Linked DNA regions of Homo sapiens: all the other regions are linked to region 3. Evidence: chromatin contacts called from ENCODE Hi-C or POLR2A ChIA-PET data. All regions are on one chromosome and are shown on one strand. The core of a region is the stretch at or near the end of the contact, and the rest is flanking DNA. Distances in the headings are between cores, read along the strand shown. Region 1 holds the start of INTS14 (integrator complex subunit 14). Region 2 overlaps DENND4A (DENN domain containing 4A). Region 3 overlaps DENND4A (DENN domain containing 4A).

What was found. Hi-C counts contacts between places; a loop is a spot of excess contacts on that map. ChIA-PET counts read pairs that join two places held with the same protein, here RNA polymerase II (POLR2A). Pooled maps may share reads with other maps.
Region 1: a pooled map shows a loop between it and region 3 (2.2-fold over the local background). The contact joins the promoter of INTS14 here to the enhancer-like site in region 3. A Hi-C loop is called at or near these places in 1 of 168 maps with a recorded cell type or tissue (mammary epithelial cell) and 3 of 50 pooled maps. POLR2A ChIA-PET finds 5 or more read pairs at or near these places in 6 of 52 experiments (AG04450, Caco-2, GM12878 and 3 more).
Region 2: a loop to region 3 is called in a map of OCI-LY7, with 8 times the contacts of the local background. The contact joins two enhancer-like sites. A Hi-C loop is called at or near these places in 4 of 168 maps with a recorded cell type or tissue (B cell, CD8-positive, alpha-beta T cell, OCI-LY7 and 1 more) and 6 of 50 pooled maps. POLR2A ChIA-PET finds 5 or more read pairs at or near these places in 7 of 52 experiments (CD8-positive, alpha-beta memory T cell, IMR-90, OCI-LY7 and 4 more).

The regions. Positions count from the first base shown.
Region 1 is chr15:65,609,848-65,612,547 of GRCh38, reverse strand. INTS14 (integrator complex subunit 14) reads left to right here and starts at 1,417. Exons shown (of 12, transcript NM_001394796.1): 1 at 1,417-1,450. It also overlaps a transcript of SLC24A1 not described here. RefSeq lists an enhancer at 1,340-1,499.
Region 2 is chr15:65,704,650-65,707,349 of GRCh38, reverse strand. DENND4A (DENN domain containing 4A) reads left to right here. Exons shown (of 33, transcript NM_001320835.1): 15 at 1,126-1,259. Among named protein-coding and RNA genes, the nearest start is that of SNORD13E, 9.1 kb to the right of the region's middle. Within about 2 kb of position 1,354, at least 2 of the 41 ENCODE cell types and tissues checked have a DNase peak (open chromatin) inside an H3K27ac peak, as active enhancers do; they include B cell and OCI-LY7, where a contact is called at or near this core.
Region 3 is chr15:65,662,310-65,665,009 of GRCh38, reverse strand. It overlaps DENND4A (DENN domain containing 4A), which reads left to right. Exons shown (of 33, transcript NM_001320835.1): 31 at 288-450; 32 at 616-680. Among named protein-coding and RNA genes, the nearest start is that of SNORD13E, 33 kb to the left of the region's middle. Within about 2 kb of position 1,294, at least 2 of the 41 ENCODE cell types and tissues checked have a DNase peak (open chromatin) inside an H3K27ac peak, as active enhancers do; they include B cell and OCI-LY7, where a contact is called at or near this core.

The DNA of each region.
Region 1 (2,700 bases), core at 168-2,667, 53 kb after region 3:
AGAAGTTTTGAAGCAAATAGGGCAGTCTGCAGGGCCCTGGCCCCAGTGCTGGCAGGGATATTCCCAGGGACAGGAAAAAACTACAAGCAACTGGCCCCACAATCTCCCACATAACAAGCTGTGAGAAGTCAGACAGATTTGTCTGTTCAGTTCAAAGCATCCTCCTTCCTCGTCCCATCTCCTAATCTCGCCCCATCCTATCAGCTAAAAGAAAAAGGCAAATGCCTGAGGCCTTCTAGAGGCCTTTCTGTACTCACTTTGTAACCTATGTGGTTCCACATTGTTCTTTGAACCGTAACTACCCAGGGGCCTGCTGGCATCCATCTAAGCCTATCTCTAGCTGGGATTCCCTGGCTCCCTACATGGTTAGAAAGAAAGTCACCTCTTGCCCTCTTAAGGACCTCACTGAGGCACAGACTACAATGGAGACACCAGGTGGCCAGAGTGGCAGGCAAGAGCCCATGTTGCCTTACAGGGAAATCTGAGCACGCATGCCTTGTCCAGGGTGAGAGGAACGAGGGCCCTCTGCTTCCCTCAAAGAGGGGATAGGGGAAATAAAGTGAGCATTTGGGCTGAGGAGACCAAGAGGCCAAGTCTTGAGGTAAATTGGGCTCAGGTCAGCTAAGAAGGATATACAAAGCATACCTCAGCCAGGAATTACAGTTTTGGGGTTTTTCCCCCCAAGATTCTCGTGCGTTAGCCTCCCAAGTAGCTGGGATTACAGGCACTCGTTACCATGCCCGGCTAATTTTTGTATTTTAGTAGAGAGCGGGGTTTCACCATGTTTCCCAGGCTGGTCTCAAACTCCTGACCTGAAGCGATCCGCCCACCTTGGCCTCCCAAAGTGCTGGGATTACAGGCCTGAACCACCACGCCCGGCCAGGATTTGTAGTTCAGGAATTGCAGTTTAAAAAGAACAGGAAGAGGATTCTGTCAACCGGTTCAGAGGATACGAGAGAGGGGGCTAAAGAGTGACGAGGAAAATAGCAGGAAGGGTTGGGCTCGTGCACCGACGGGGCCCAGGGGAGTGAGGGGACAAAAGTGTGAAGCGGACACAGAGTCACCGGGCCAGGTGAGGCCCATGGGTCAGTGGGGCAGAAGGGGAAGGAAAGAGCCCGAGAATGGGGAGAGATTCAGGGCAATGCAGAGAGACACGGCAGGAAACCCAGCCAAGGCTCGAGAGAAGTTGGGGATTTGTGGGAGGAGAGGGGTGGCCGCGGATTGGCCATCGCGAAGAGAGGCCGCGCCCCCTAGCGTCCCTCCGGGATGAGCCAGAACCCTGCCCGGGCGACCCTGAAGCTCTCCAAGGACCGCCCCGCCCAGCGCGGAGTGCAGGCGCCGGATTCCCTTCTGTCGCGCGGCCTTATAGTTCCGGCTGTGGCGCGCGGACGGAAAGTTTATGCCGACGGAAAGTTTATGCCGACGGACTGTGTCCGGCGATGGGCACGGGGTGAGTGGGGAGGCCGAGGGCCCGGGACTGCCTTTCGCTGCTTGTTGGGGTTACAGGTGAAGGGGTTATGGGTGAAGAACAACCCAGGGCCAGCGCTTGGCCTTCCCGCCACCGTGGCGGCCGCCCCGCGCTGTCTGTGAGGCGCCAGTTCCGGGGCGCTGCTCCCGGCCTCCCCTCGCTCTGAGGCTCGGGGTCCCCAGCTCCGCGTAAACTGCACGATTTCGCCCTCTGCTCAGCTCCCCTCTGCCCCCTCTTTCCAAGAGAGACTTCCAGATCCCACATTTTCTTGACTGATTTTTAAGGTAAAAATACATCTCCCAGATGTGATTTTCAGTCTGGACTTTTAGAGATGAAATTATATCTGAGAACTGGGGAGGGACTCCCGGAGGCTGACGGGAAAGCCAAAGAGCAGGTGAGGCACTAGAAATTCAGGTAGAATCCTGCTTTGAGAGCGAGACTGCTGAGAATCAGTTCTTTATGAATGAGCTAATTATCACCTTCAGGGAAGAATTACAAACGTCTAGCTGATGGACACTTGGTATTCAAGGCCAAATAGGTGGCTAGGGCCTATTTCTCAGACTGTTCCTGAGAAAGAAGAGCCCTAGTTGTTTGAACAGTACACGTGGGAAGGGGGTGGGGGTGGGAGACTTGGGGGCTCAGAATCCACCCAAGTGAGGAATACATAGTGTTGTGCTCACAAAATTGGTAGACTGTGGTGGGCAGGGATTCCCCCCCACCCAAGACGGAGTCTCGCTCTGTCGCCCAGGCTGAAGAGCAGTGGCGCGATCTCGGCTCACTGCAACCTCTGCCTCCTGGGTTCAAGCAATTCTCCTATTTCAGCCTCCCAAGTACTAGAACCACAGGCGCACGCCACCACATCTGGCTAATTTTTGTATTTTTAGTAGAGATGGGGTTTCACCATGTTGGTCAGACTGGTCTCGAACTCCTGACCTCGGGTGATCTGCCCGCCTCAGCCTCCCAAAGTGCTGGGATTAAAGGCGTGCCTGGCCTTTTTTTTTTTTAATCAGGCCTATACTGCTTGAGTGAACTATCCTTCAGGAACTTTCAGTTCCCTCCTTTACTCCAACCTGAGTACTAAATTGATCTCCCACGACTTTGTAACTGTTAATGAGGTGCATTTGGGAGTCGACACAAATGCATCACTTGGGAGAAAGAGCCAGCTCCAGAGGTGTCTTCAGAGAAGGCAAGACTGCCAGCTGTCATCACTGTCAACAGCAGATTTCACGGGC
Region 2 (2,700 bases), core at 105-2,604, 42 kb before region 3:
ACATGGTATGTGATATTTCTAACCTAATAAAGTTCTGTGAAATGTGTTTTGTCATATGTATAACATCCTTTTTTATTAATATCAATATTATTCTTTTTAGTTTATGAGCTCTTGTGGGGCAGTTTAGGTTCTATGAAGTTTTCATTTTTTCTGGATATTACCTTGCTATCGAGTATCTAGTGGAAATAGTACTACCAAAGTGCTTTCGATATTGATGTGACTAGAGTTTAACTCAAATATACGTCTACATATGCTGAAAGAGCTTAGGGAAATTTGTTATATTTAGTATAAATTTTAAAAATATATAGAATTCACTATTCTTATCACACAGACACACATGTACGTGGATTTAAAAAATATTATTTCTTGATTACAGTCTCATGATTCAAATGCAAAACATTTGCATATAAAAAGGTATATTCAAATATAAAAAGGTATGTATTCATCTGGGTCCTATTCCATCCTTGTCTACCCTATTCCTTTCCTCTTCCTCATATAGGTACTTTTCTTAGTATCCTTCTAGTATTTCTTTATGTAAATATAAGCAAAAATGAAAGGCCGGGCGCTGTGGCTCACGCCTGTAATCCCAGCACTTTGGGAGGCCAAGGCGGGCAGATCACAAGGTCAAGAGATCGAGACCGTCCTGGCCAACATGGTGAAACCCCGTCTCTACTAAAAATACAAAAATTAGCTGGGCATGGTGGCACACGCCTGTAGTCCCAGCTACTTGGGAGGCTGAGGCAGGAGAATCACTTGAACCGGGAGGCAGAGGTTGCAGTGAGCTGAGATCGTGCCACTGCACTCCATCCTGGCGATAGAGCAAGACTGTCTCAAAAAAAAATATATATATATATGTGTGTGTGTGTGTGTGTGTGTGTGTGTGTGTGTGTGTGTGTGTGTGTTATTTTCCCCTTTTCTTATTCAAAAGGTAATATACTATTTACAGTTTGCACTTTGCTATTTTCACTTAATTATTTTGGCACTCATAGAGAACTTGCTCACTCTTCTTTTTTAATAGCTGTTTAGTATCCATTGTGCAGATGGTTTATTTAACCACTTCCCTTTATATGAACACTTGGCTAACCAATGTGGCTTTTTTAATATATGTTTTTAAAACTCCTTTAGGTGGATATGGACAAGAGCGGTGAAGTACGACTTATAGAACTGGATGAATCTTTCAAAAGTGAACACACTGTTTTTGTAACACCACCTGAGATCCCCCACCTACCCAATGGTGAAGAACCCCCTTTACAGTACAGGTATTCAAGAGGCAGAATGTTTGAGATTGAAAGAGAGAAGCAATCCATCATCTGTGACGTAGCTTTCTAAGGACTGTGGTATTTTCAAAAATCCAAACTTTACAGATCCCTAATTTTTAGGTGGTAAGCAAGCTTATCCCACATCCATTATTAAGCTTTGAGGTATAAAAAGAAAACATATATAATTTTGCATAATATAGACTTGGGAAGCTCTCTAATGATGTCTGCATAAGTATCTCTCCTTGTAAATGTTGATTACATTCAGTTAGACTCCCCACACCAAATGCAGCACTAGAATTTTGATTTTTTTTTCGTTAAAGCTGGTTTCCTCACTTTCAATTCCTCTTTTCATCTCATACACAGATTGATTAATATAGCCTTGGTTTACAAAAAGATTAAATCTAATTTAGAGCCAATCTTCGTGGCCTTGATTTGTACGATATAATTTTTTAAGTTACTAATTTTTTTCATGAGTTTTAAGTCATGGAAATTCAGAATTATTAGAATTGATCATTGTTAATTTAGGGAATTTGGTTAGACACTGTGCTAAGTATACAGACTTAAACGATATATTGTCCCTGCCTTCAAGTCTAGTGAAGAAGAGAGAAAAGTCCTGAGCACAGTAAAATAAGGGCTATGATAGAGGTGAATGCATTATTTAGTTCCCAATATGCATTTATTTTTACTTAAAATTGTAGTTTCTTTTAGAGTTTAAAAGATTTCTTAATTCTCCAATAATATTTTCTTACTTTGTTTAAAGATTCTAAAAACCATTTCACATCTATCACCCATTGAATCATGGTTTGTTATTTTCATTGAAAAAGGATTTTTCAATGACATCTTTGTTTATGACTTGGATTAAATTCTTCCTTTTACAGATGAAAAAGTGGTGTGATAGATGTTTATGAATGTTGATTAATCAGAGACCACTTGATTTCTACTCTTTTCATCCAGTGATGATGATGTTTGTATCACTTTTTAAATGTCTTCTGTCAAAGATATTTAAAATATTTCTCTTAATTTCTCTCTTCCTCTCTTTGTCTTTCTAAACAAGTTCTCATTTTTTAATCTCTTTTGTACTTTATGCTTATTTGTCTTTTGGTATGTGTCACTTCGAGTTTTGTGTTTCTGTGGTTTGGTTTTAACTTTTTAATTTAAATTTTATTTTTAGATTTAGTCCTTTAACTCTAAGAAAATTTGGCCAGACGCGGTGGCTTATGCCTGTAATCCCAGCACTTTGGGAGGCTGAGGTGGGCGGATCACTTGAGGTCAGGAGTTCGAGACCAACCTGGCCAACATGGTGAAAACCCTGTCTCTGCTAAAAATACAAAAATTAGCTAGGCATGGTTGCAGGTGCCTGTAATCCCAGCTGCTTGGGAGGCCGAGGCAGGACAATTTCTTGAACCGGGGAGGTGGAGGTTGCAGTGAGCCGAGATCGTGC
Region 3 (2,700 bases), core at 45-2,544:
TTGTTTCCATCCCAGGCTGCTGATTTAGAATTTTCATCAGAGGCTGTATTAAGGGAAACAATATTCTTAGTTATTGTCTATTTAAGACCACAGAAAGCTTTAGACCTTTTTTTGTCATTATTTGTCTTATTTTTTGCTTTCTTCATTCTTGGATTCCTATTTCTTTATCTATTGCCCTTAATTTATTTTTAGTGCTTTGTAACTTAATATCTGTCAGTTGCTGCTTAATTTCTTTCTCCTTTCTACACAGAACATTTTCCTTCATCTGTTCTTTTGTTCGTTTACAGCCCAAAAATATCCAATGGTCCATTTATTGCAAAAAAGTGATAACTCATTTAACCAGGAACTGTTGAAAAGTATGGTAAAAAGCATTAAAATGAATGATGTCTATGGACCAATGAGTCAGATTTTAGAGACACTGAATAAGTGTCCACATTTTAAAAGACAGAGGTAAGTCCTTCTCTTAGACGAATATATTGTTCTCCTAGGCAGATTCATATTGTTTGCTTAGTAATTTGTTAGAATATCTCATGCTTATGATAGCATTAAATTTTTTATAGGGAACATATGGACTATATGGATACTAATATTTTCTCCATGACTTTTTCTCCCTAGGAGTTTATACAGAGAAATACTATTTCTCTCACTTGTGGCACTGGGAAGAGAAAACATTGATATAGGTAATTTAGCTTTATATCTAATATGTAATATTTATATATCATGGAATAGTTTTCAAAGTATTTTTATATTAGTAGTTATACTTTATTAGTAATATTAAATCTGTAATTATATAAAGGTAGATTAGTTGTTGCTAAGGACCAAGAGGTGGGGTGAATAGGGAGTGACTGCTAACTGGTATAAGGTTTCTTTTTGGTGAGATGAAAATGTTCTGGAATTAGGCAGTGGTGATAGTTGTACAATCTTGTGAATATACCAAAAAAACACTAAATTGTACACTTTAAGTTAGTGAATTGTATGGTATATGGATTATATTTCAATTTTTAAAAGTTAATCTGACAAGAAAAGGACTAGTCAGGAAAAATTATTTAATTGAAAGGAGCCGGGTGCGGTAGCTCATGTCTGTAATCCCAGCACTTTGGGAGGCCAAGGTGGGTGGATCGCTTGAGGCCAGGAGTTTGAGACCAGCCTGGGCAACATGGTGAAACCCCATTTCTACCAAAAAAAAAAAAAAGTTAGCCAGATGTGGTGGCACATGGCTGTAGTCCCAGCTACTTGGGAGGCTGAGGTGAAAGTATCATGTGAGCCTGGGCAGTCGAGGCTGCAGTGAGCCATGACGGTGCAGCTGCATGCCAGCTTGGGCTGTAGAGCAAGACCTTATCTGATAAAAAAAGAATCAACAGAAGGTGATTCTTTTCTAGAAGCTACTGTAATTACATCAGGGTAATGCTACCAGGGGCAGAGCTGGAAAAATCAATGGTACAGAATAGGGAGTCTAGAAATAAACATAAATATCTATGGGAATATAATATATAATAAAATCAGCCAGGTGCAGTGGTTCACGCCTGTAATCCCAACACTGTAGGAGGCCAAGGCGGGCAGATCATCTGAGGTCAGGAGTTCGAGGCAAGCCTGGCCAATATGGTGAAACCCCATCTCTACTAAAAATACAAAATTAGCCAGGCGTGGTGGCGCATGCCTGTAGTCCCAGCTACTCAGGCGCCTGAGGCAGGAGAATCACTTGAACCCAGGAGGCGGAGGCAGCAGTGAGCCGAGATTGTGCCACTGCACTCCAGCCTGCGCAACAAGAGTGAAACTCCGTCTAACCAAAAAAAAAAATAAAAAAAAAAAAATATATATATATATATATATATACACACACACACATATATATAAAAAATAAAATGTTAGGAAAGGTAGACTATTAAATGGCATTGGGATAGTCATTCTAGCCACTTGAGAAAGATGCCAGAACTTAACCAAAATCATGAATAGTGTTATTTGAGCTAGGCCTTTTAACTATGGTGAAACAGAGGATACCAAAAAGGATTATTCAGATCCTTGTTACCATCCCTTTATTCCCTACCTAATACAAGCCCAGACTGTAGTCAGATATTACTCTAGCCCTCTGCCAAAGGTGGGATTTCCTTGAATGTCTAAAAAATTCCGGACCTCCAAGCTAGAGAAGCTCACTTGCTCATGCACTTGACTCAACTCCAACAAGCCTTCATGGGTACCACTGTGGTACTGTTTCAGAGAGGAAAGATGTTCTTAGGTCCGTCACCTCCCCAAAGCAGAAAAATAGGATCTTAGTGACATTGTTATAATTCATACCCCATTTGGCTCTCTGAGGGGCAAATTTTTATCCAGTATGTGTTTAAAATAAGCAATAAGTTAGCATGATTTCTAGACTGAGAGAAACTTTTAGCAGAAGCTTGTAAACCTCTGTTGTCCCTTTTTGTCACATGTGGACTATCTTCTGGGGAAAAGGCACACAGACCTTGGTATAACGTCCTTAAAAATAAAAGTAACAGTCTGTTAGCTCCATCTGTTGCCATGTGGAAAAGGGAAAAAAAAATCATTACATGGTGATTTCAGATATTTGGATTATTTTCCCAGAGGTAGCCCATAATATAGGAAGTTAGGACACACAAACCAAAAAAAATTTCTGTTGAAGCAAAATTTAAATTTAAAAAATGAAACCATAAAAGGACTAGTGTAAAGAAAATATGGGCAAAAAAA